2 separate regions of the Homo sapiens genome follow, and region 1 is linked to region 2. A link is a loop called in an ENCODE intact Hi-C map of the cell type or tissue named here. Cell type or tissue: heart left ventricle. All regions are shown on one strand.

What was found. A loop is a pair of places that touch in the nucleus more often than their neighbours do. Peaks named below come from ENCODE experiments on the same cell type or tissue, not always from the same donor. Only the 100,000 strongest peaks of a DNase experiment are listed, where the experiment ranks them.
Region 1: it touches region 2 in a loop (2.3-fold over the local background); 1 of 110 quality-filtered maps calls a loop at or near these places.

Annotation. Positions count from the first base shown.
Region 1 is chr2:7,711,938-7,716,937 of GRCh38, reverse strand. No RefSeq gene overlaps it. Among named protein-coding and RNA genes, the nearest start is that of LINC01871, 11 kb to the left of the region's middle. In heart left ventricle, no CTCF peak of the experiment used is centred here; no DNase peak of the experiment used is centred here.
Region 2 is chr2:7,929,015-7,934,014 of GRCh38, reverse strand. All of the region lies in intron 2 of LINC00298 (long intergenic non-protein coding RNA 298), which reads left to right. Among named protein-coding and RNA genes, the nearest start is that of LINC00298, 45 kb to the left of the region's middle. In heart left ventricle, no CTCF peak of the experiment used is centred here; a DNase peak (open chromatin) is centred at 3,054.

The DNA of each region.
Region 1 (5,000 bases), 220 kb after region 2:
ATCCCAACTGATTTTCACTCCTGTGCAGGAGTTAGCTCTTTAATTTGGCACAACAGTGGAAACGTTACAATGGGAAAATTGTATTATCCCAATCAAGTGCCTAAAAATGCTGTCAATAACAGTGACTGACTTCTAGAAGGCCTGGTTATTGCTCCCCCTGCTCCCCATCAGTCCTTTGGGTTCACACTAGGCCATGTGATGTTTGTGCAGAAGAAATTCTTAACAGACTGGAGTATAAGTCAGGCCAAGCTGAACTGTTTGTTGAGCTCTGAGGCCTCTGCACTCCAGCCTGGGGACAGAACAAGACTCCGTCTCACAAAAACAAACAAACAAACAAACAAACCAACACTATCATATATAAAGAAAACACACACATATATAGGCGGAGGTTGCAGTGAGCTGAGATCACGCCACTACACTCCAGCCTGGGGACAGAGCAAGACTGTCTCAAAAAAAAAACCAAAAACAAAAATCCTGTCATATAGAAAGAAAATACACACATATATAGGCACTCATGTATGTGTCTGTGATACACACAGGCATACATATATAGGCACATACACAGGTGCCTATAAAGTCTGTTGAAATCTGAATAAGGCAATGTAATCAGTAGATTGCATGAAGGTCAATTTCCTGGTATTGATATGGTGCTCCTGTCATGTAAGATGCTTCCATTTGAGGAAGCTGGGAGAAGGTAATAGATTTCTCTGTACGATTTTAATAGATATTTCAAATTATTTAAAAATGTGTCATAATTATTCAAATAAAACCTAAAAAGTAGCATGCTGCTATAAATACCACAATCTAAAATTGTTTCTTCATATAAAAGACTGGAGAAAAGATGCCAAAATGAATGTGATTTTATTGTAATGCTGAGATTGTGGTCTTCTCCCCTTTTAAAATTGTATTTGCGTGCTTTATACTATCTTTTCCATAATATTTAAATACAATTTCAATTCAATTTAATTAATATTTAAAAGAAAATGTAGTTTAACAACATATTTCCTTTAGAAAAGAGTCCATTTTGAATAGTTTCTTCCCAAATATCAAGGAAAAATAAAAGATATTGTACAAATTCTTTCAAAATCTAATCCATGTTATCAACCTAACTCTTTAAGCATATTTTCTGTCATGACATATCAAATAATGACAGAAAACTGTGTTAAAATATCTAATAAATCATCATTTTAGATTTCAAGCATGTTCTTAAAATTCTAGGTACTGCTCATGAAAATGAAGCCATAGGCTTATCCTAAATAGGATTTAATTATTATGGTAACTGTCCTAGTTATTCCTTAGCTGTTTGTTTGCAGTTTGAGCAATCAAAATGAATATCAATAAGTCACCATCTTTTTAACTATTAATGGAATTATTTTATGTTTTTGTATTTTACCAGAGTAAAACTTTTTTTTTTTTTTTTTTTTGAGACAGAGTCTCGCCCTGTTGCCCAGGCTGAAGCGCAATGGCACAGTCTTGGCTCACTGCAATTTCCTCCTCCCGGGTTCAAACGATTCTCCTGCCTCAGCCTCCCTAGGAGCTGAGACTACAGGTGCACGCCACCACGCCCAGCTAATTTTTGTACTTTTTGGTAGAGACAGGGTTTCACCACGTTGGCCAGGATGGTCTCAATTTCTTGACCTCATGATCCACCCACCTTGGCTTTATCTGGCATTCTTAATAACTAAGATGTTCAGTATAAAAACTATATGATCACCTTATAGAAGAAAATCACACACAAAAAAATTTCAGCTATAATTTCAGTTTTCTAAAATAATGTCATCAATATCATAAGTTTCCATTCAACTAAAGACAGAATTTTATTTATTATCATTTTAAAAGTTGGGTCATTGGTTGATACCTACTTGTTGAATGACTGCTACCCTGGAAGATTGAACGTGCTTCATGGGGAGGCAATGTCTCTCTTTCTTGGCCACTGTATCCCCTCTCAATCAGATATTTTTAGCTGGCACTTTTTCTGGTGTTCCTATTTTATCTGATATTTTTAGTAGATATTTGTTGAATTAAATAGTTACCAAGTAAACATAAAATATAGACCCTCAAATTGTTATCATGGCAAAAATTCCAGATTTATCATTATTTACATGTAGGGTCAACAAGAAAAAACTCATCACCCTTTCAGGTGGAGATGAGGATTGAGGCAGAATAAATTTTTCAGCCTGAGGTTATGTAAACCCCACACTCTTCCTGGAATGCCTTGGCATCTCAGTGGTGCTCAGCCTAACGTGATTACATTGAGTTGAGACACCATCCAGGTACTTTTCAGAAGGACCAGAAACAGATTTTGTTTTGCGGCAGAGCTTAGACTTTTCCCTTCATTCATGTACTGCTTTGGCATTTAAAGAGAGCCTTGCAAGTATCAGAAACTTGATCTGCTGAAAGACATGGATGTTATGTTTTATTGGAAAAGAGATAGGAAAAACCATCATTAGAAGGATTCTTGCTAGGTAGAAGTAAACATGAGGAATCTCAGGAAGTCTTCTGAAATTCCTATGAATGCATTCATTGAGAAACATGTATGTATTAAGTGATGTGTACATGTCTAGTACTCTGCTGAGGTCTGGAAAGACAACAGGCAAGAGGACAAGCATATGGAGACTGCAATAGGGTGAAAGGACAGGTAACTGGGTGAATGTCTTTTTGCAATTTTTTAGCAACGCTAGAGTAGAATGAGTGCAGGATGCTATGGATGGATCATAGTGAAGGGTAGATCCACACTGAGCTGTGTGATTAAGGTTTCATGGAGAAACGATGACTACCCCTAGCTCAGATTGGAGTAAGGAAAGCAGATGAAAACAAATCACAAGGCACAAAGGAGTAGGTGAGAAGGCTGCTGGGCAGGACAGAGGAGGAGCAGACCCAAACTACAGGAGGAATTCTCAAGTGGGTGATGACACAGCAGAGTGTGGAAAGATACCTTGGGGTGAGGGCAGGGGGAGGAGGAGCAGATATTAAGGAAACCATCAAGGCAACAGGACATTTTCACAGATTTATTTATTCTCAGGGATCCTGAGTCTATTCCCTTTTAAGCAAGAGTATTCTCTACATCTTGGAAGCATCCACACTTGACTTGAAGGCAAGAGATGTAACATAAGGGCATGGAGATTCTGGCACGGCATGCACCCAAGTATTATTTTCTCGTTCTTCAATCATTCATTTATCTCTTCATGTGCTTAGAGATGTTAAAAAGAAATAACTTAGACAAATTAAATTTAACAGAGTTTAATTGAGCAAAGAACAACTCATGAATGAGGCAGCCTCCCAAGCTAGAGTAGACTCAGGGTAGACTCAGAGAGACTCCAGTGTAGCCAAGTGGTGGAAGAAGATCTATGGACAGAAAAGGAAAGTGATGTACAGAAAATGGAAGTCAGATCAGAACAACTGGATTGTTTACAGCTTGGTGTTTGTCTTACTTGAACTGGTTTTAACAGTTGGCCACCTTTGATTGGCTAAAACTCAGTGATTAGCACAAGAGTAGGTTACAGTCTGTTTATACATCCAGCTAGGTTGCTGTTTACTAGGTATGGAGAACTTAAAAATTTAGGCTGAACATAAAATATATAAGGAGGCAGCTTTAGGTTAAACTTAATTCATAGAGGGCAGTCGCAGGTCCCTGCTAGTTAAAAGCAAGGGTGCTGGGGCTTAGGGAGAGACCCTAACACAGAGTCTTCCCTGGAAGCACCAGAAGTCTGGGTGGCAAGATGGAAATCTGCTATCCTGTGTGGTGTCTGGCCATGGTGGATGGAATGGCTTGCCAAATCAAGATGATGGAGACAATTTGCCAGGGGAGGAGGGCTCAGAGGCAGGGGTGACCGGAGAATGATGACAGCCTTGCTGACAGAGGGATTAACAGCAAGCAAAGAGGCCGTACGGAGGATTTCACTTACATTCACAATGGTCTCAGCAGACAGAGAGGGCAAGCCACATGCCTGAGGTTGGGTAGGGAGGTATTGGTAGAGCCAGGATTCAAGCACACTTTTTTGACTCCCATTCCAGTTGTGTGCCTGCCATGGCAGAGCCTTCTAGAGGGAACAGGAGAGGCACAATGGTGTGCTCCTGCCACATTCAGATGAACGAGTGATTCAAGGAAGAAGAAAGAGAATGAATTAGGGAAGAGCAGAGGATGAGTGGAGTCACACCTGTGACCTTGATGGTTTCCTGCATCCCTGTGTCCTGCTCTTTCCCCTACTCTGTGCTCCCTTCGTGCTCACAGGCTCTGCATGCCCTCACCTCTAGCTCAGGGTGGAGGACTGGATCCTGCTTCTGTTGCTGAGCCATCTTGAAGTTAAAAAGTTTAATAGGGCCAAGCATGGTGGCTTATGCCTGCAATCCCAACATTTTGGAAGGCCAAAGCTTGAGCCCAGGAAGTGGAGGTTGCAGTGATCCATTATTGTACCATGTCATGCCAGCTTAGGTGACAGAAAAAGACACTATCTACAAAAAAGAAAAAAACAGAAAAAATAAAAAATTTAATAGGTGCTCAGACCACCTAGAAATTCAAGGGTTTATAGGCTGTAAGCGGGGCTCTAGAGGCCACAGATGGGTCTAGAAGGTCAGGCCTTCACTTAATTATAGGGGGAAAGGTGCATTTTGATGTGAATTCATGAACTGTGACAGAATCAACCAGGCTGACTGCCCTGGGCACTGGAGTCTCTTACAACAAATCAAGAACATCACCAGGGCCTGAATTTTGGCTGCAGAAGACAAGACCATCCTGTTACGCTGAATTGGCCAGAGATGAAGAAAGGCAGTTTATAGTGGGGCTGAAGGAGAGAGAATCAGCAGACCCTTCCAAATGAAGATAAATAACACTTCACAGTACACATCTATGCCCTGTGACAGTATGCGTCAGGTGCATTCTGTGATAGGAAATGCATGGGCTGTGAAGTCCCACAGACCTTGATTTAAACGATGCTTCCCATACATACACAGATCTCTCCAAGTCTCAGTGCTCTCATCTCCGTAGGGGGCATGATGGCAGC
Region 2 (5,000 bases):
TGGAGGGTAAAAATATTCCTGGTAATAAAACACTGAGAAAAATACTTTTCCATTTTATTATCATAAGCATAGTAACTACTATGTACAAAACAAACATAGACCTTGCACTTTGCAAGCCTGATTTCACTTCACAAGTATTATGCCCAGGAAGAAGACTCTAAAATTTAGTGTCCTTTAGTTAGTCAGTGGTAAAGACTGGATTCTGTCCCAACTATGGCTGTTTCCAAAGTGAATGCTCTTAACTGCTGGGTTATACTGCCCTTCCTTCACGTTTGAGTGGAGTTTGGGACAAGACTTCTCCAATTAAACCTCAGAATGATGCCTTGTCATTATTTCTCAGAACAGTTTGACTTCAATTGACAAACATTCATTGGACACTTACTATTTTAATAATTCACCATCCCTTGCAATCCATTTCCTTAGTAAGAAAAAGTATTGGAACTCCTTTTTATCCACTGAAAGAATGTTGGCTCCTGGTGGCTAGAGTTGCACATCATCTGTATTGGGAATAATTGCAAAAAAAGAGGGACGAAGACGTCATCAAGAGAAAAAACAAACAGAATGGAGGACATTAAAAAACGTGATTTGTGCAATGAGGTCTTGAGAGAGAGAAGGAAGGAAAGATGGAGTGATGGCAGCCTAGATGTGGCACTGCATGGCTGGGTTCCTCAGAGCTGGGCACCCCACAGGGACCTCATGGCCCACACTCTAACATGGGCTTACATGGAGAAAGCTAGTAAAATCTAGGAAAATGGTGAAAAATACTTACAAACATTTTTATGTCTCACAAATCCACAAATCTTTGCTTGTTATGGCATAACCTAGGGTGCAAAAGGAAGGACATTTTCATACATAAGACCAAACATTTATTAAGTATTTTGATGAAGGACCAGATGAAGGCAAAATAAATCACCTCTAGTCTGTTTATAATCTACAACGAAGTTAGGTGAATTTCACAGCCATCTTAATGACACCACAGAAATGATTATTGAGACTGTCTAAAGAGTGATAAAAGGAAATTAATTTGCAAAACACATTATTACTCACCTAGCATTCTTAGAATGACAGTATTGATTTGTTTGTTGTAGGTAGCTTTAATATTGTATTTATTTTTTATTCTGGTAAAATATAGATATCATATAATTTGTCATTTTAACAGTTTTTAAGTGTCAAGTTCATTGCTATTACTGTGTAACCATCACCACCATCCAGATTTAGAATTTTCCATCTTCTCAAAGTGAAATTCTGTACCCATCAAACACTAACTCCTCATTTCCACTCCCTTCAACCCCTGGTAACTTCCTTTTTGCTTTCTGTCTTTATGAATTTGACTATTCTGGATACCTCACATATAATGTTTATCCTTTTGTGTCTGGCTTGTTTCACTTAGCATAATGTCAAGGGTCATTCATGTGGTAGCACATGTCAGATTTTCCTTCCTTTTTAAGGCTGAATAATATCCCATTATATGTATTTACCACATTTTGTTTATCCATTCATCTGTCAATGGACATTTGGATTGTTTTCACGTTTTGGCTATTGTAAATGAAGCTGCTAAGAACATTGGAGTACAAATATTGTTCAAGTCCTCACTTTGCATTCTTTTGAGTAAACACTCAGAAGAGGAATTGCTGGATTTTATTGTAACTCTGTGGTTAAAATCTTGAGGAACGGCCACACTGTTTTGTACAGAACCTGAACCATTTTACATGTCTACCAGCAAAGCACAAGGGTTGCTATCTTATATTCTATTGACTGTGAAAACACTTACTTCCTAAGAGTTTGCACACCCCCTCCCCACTACATTTTCTCCACATAGATTCAGTTCTAGCCTTTTTTACTGGTCCATTCTCAAGCTGCCAATAAAGACGTACCCAAGTCTGGGTAATTTATAAAGAAAAGGTTTAACTGACTCACAGTTCCACAGTGCTGAGGAGGCCTCAGGAAACTTACAATCACGGTGGAAGGAAAAGCAAACACATCCTTCTTCACATGGTGTCATGAGGGAGAAGTGCTGAGTGAAGCAGGGAAAAGCCCATTATAAACCCATCAGATCTTGTGAGAACTCACTTACTATCACAAGAAGAGCGTGAGGGTAACCACCCCCATGATTAAATTACCTCCCACTGAGTCCCTCCCACAACATGTGGGGATCATGGGAAATACAATTCAAGATGAGAAGTGGGTAGGGACACAGCCAAACCGTATCACCCTTAAACTACAAACTCACCTTGGCAGGTTGCCGAGTGGAGGGATATTCTAAATGGGATTTCTGTGAGACGGTAGAAAATAATAACAGAGCATCTACACTTTTTCAAACATTTTTTTTACAAATATTATTTCATTTAATCATCACAATACTGTGAAGCAGGCATCATTATCATCACGATTCTCAATTGACAGGTAGGTTATTGGAGGCTGATTGGCTTACGTGACTTCCAATGTGCTATGGAGGTGCCCAGGGTGTAAAGTTCAACAGATCTATCTTGCTCTGCCGCTCTGAGCAGGCCTTTAGCAAATACTGTGATAATTTGCTAAGGTAAGTACCTGCTTGTCCCCTGCAGCTGGGGTCCATGACTGAGCCCCCCTACTGTGACAGCTGACTCACGCCTGGGTGGCTCGGAGTGTCTCTGTTTGCTGTATATGCAGCTATTTGTATTCAATTACTAAAAATTTAGTTCGTCTGTGAAATAATTGTCCATCTCTCCCCCCAAAAAAGGCCAACTGCTAGTGCAGATGATGAAAATGATGAAAAAGTGAGACAAGCTAAGGCACGTAGGTTTCTTCGCCAGAATATAAAAGTGAGTAAACTAAAGAGAGAAATGAATTCAGCAGTGGCTGAGATCTGAGGAATGAACAAGTTCACCAATTTCTCTCTACAGAAATGAGAAAAAGACATTTGTGAAACTGTTGCAAATGATCCAGCCAGTGAAAAAATTGCTCATCAAGTGAGAGATAAGACTTAAGTGAAAACTGAAAAGGGGGTTAATGTGTGGAGTGAGAACATGCACAGGAAACACACGACTTATGATGGAAACGGGGCTCGGCAGGAAGCCCAGATCCTGTACAAACATTTCCATGAAGCAGCAGATGGGAAGGCTCCAGAGTGGCTCCTCAACCAACCTTTGCTGTGAGTGCAATTGACTGGAAAACTTGAAGAAGCATTTCTTTTTTTTTTTGGATGATGCAAAGTAACGAGGAGAAATGGCACCCGTTAACCTCTTGGTTGATGTCCAGTTTTCTTCTGCACTCAGAAGGATCCTCAAGAGGAACGTGGTAGACCAGAAGAAGAGTCAGGCACTGCTTTAGACACCTCTATTGGGGCCAAAGTGTCTTCTGAACACAGGTATCCAGGAGGAAAACGAACTCTAAGATTAAAGGCAGCCAAAGACAGAGTCTTCTAGACTTTGGGGACATGGTGGGCTTTAAGGGGGAGCCACGTTTGCTGAACCATTCTTTAAACCCCCAGACATTTAGGAGTAAGGCTAAAAACTTCATAGCCATGTAGTAACAATGTAGGAAAACAATGTTGGGATCATGGCACATTTCCTTTTGCCCAGGACAACTATGTTGTCCGAGTAGAATTTGGATTTCTAAAGGTCTCAAGACCCTTGTCTCCTGCTGTAGCTGGGGATGTGGATCCTAAAAACACCCTGGTAAGAGGTGGGTGGGCCATGCTTCAAACACAGATAAACTTGACTCCAAAATCTAGGCCCTTTTGACTCTTCTCTATCAACTTTTTCAGACGTTGGTCAGGCAAACTTATTCCCCAAGACCATGGAATTGGGGCTAAGATTTATGCAAAGGTCTAGAGTTCTTTTCTGGTCCCTCAGCCCTTCCTTCCCTCTACTCTACTGCTGGGGAGTTGTGGGCAGTTTGCTAAATGGCACCTCCATCTAGGCACATCATATATAATAGAGCAAACTCTCATAATGTGATAAGCTCCATTTTGATTTTATATGTTTTAAAGATATTTTTCTATCAATACCGTTCACAATTTAATTACAATAATTAACATAGTTTTCCAATATTATTTTTGCATTTGATTATATGCCTAAAAATGTTGCAGCTGTGTTTACCTATATGCCTTTTGTCTTAGGCTTCATTTAAAATGAGAAGTAAATATCATTTTTATATATAGCTTTCCACTTGCTTTGTGAACTATTTTCATAATACCCCAATTTAGCCACAAACATCCTCTGGTGTGCTCAGATCTCTCCAATTAGGGTGAGAGGGGGACAGAAATCAGGGGACAACATCGGTTCCCTGGCCTTAGCAAGCAACGATTCCAAGTGCTAGGAAAATAAATATATTTTTCTTCATAAAAACAATGTAGATAATTTGCAGTCCTATTTGGCGATCCATATCGTTGCAGGCAAAATGGAACAAAACAAAATCCTTTTTGGCGACTCTACCTTAGAGGAGGGAAAGAAAGCGAGTTACTGACCAGAAGCCAATTTCATCTTGACTGTTTGGAAAAAAAGAAAAAGACAAAGCCTTTTAAAGACCATATGGCACAATTCAACAGCAGATCAGAGCATTAGGCTGCTTCTCCACGTGGAGTCTGGGTTAGGGCTGGAGCACACTGTGGATGCCGCAGGGAGGAAGCGAGGTCGAATTGTCAACTCAGAGTCCTGCCTAGATCTAGACCATGGCAATTAGCATCTGGAACGTCAGACAGATTCTGGAGTCCAGAATGCAGAGGGTGCAAGTGGATAATTCAGATATACATAGGCAGGTCTGAGCACATTAATTGCTGACAGGGACTGATGATTTCAGTGAAGATTGAAGAGATTATTGAAACATAAATGAAGAAAACTCAATCACACACTTGGGAAACATATATAAATCATGCATCTGCCAGGAAGGCCGGGCATTAGAATGGTTTGTTTGTTTGTTTGTTTGTTTGAGGCGGAGTCTTGCTCTGTCGCCCAGGCTGGAGTGCAGTGGCATGACCTTGGCACACGCAACCTCCACCTCCTGGGTTCAAGCAATTCTCC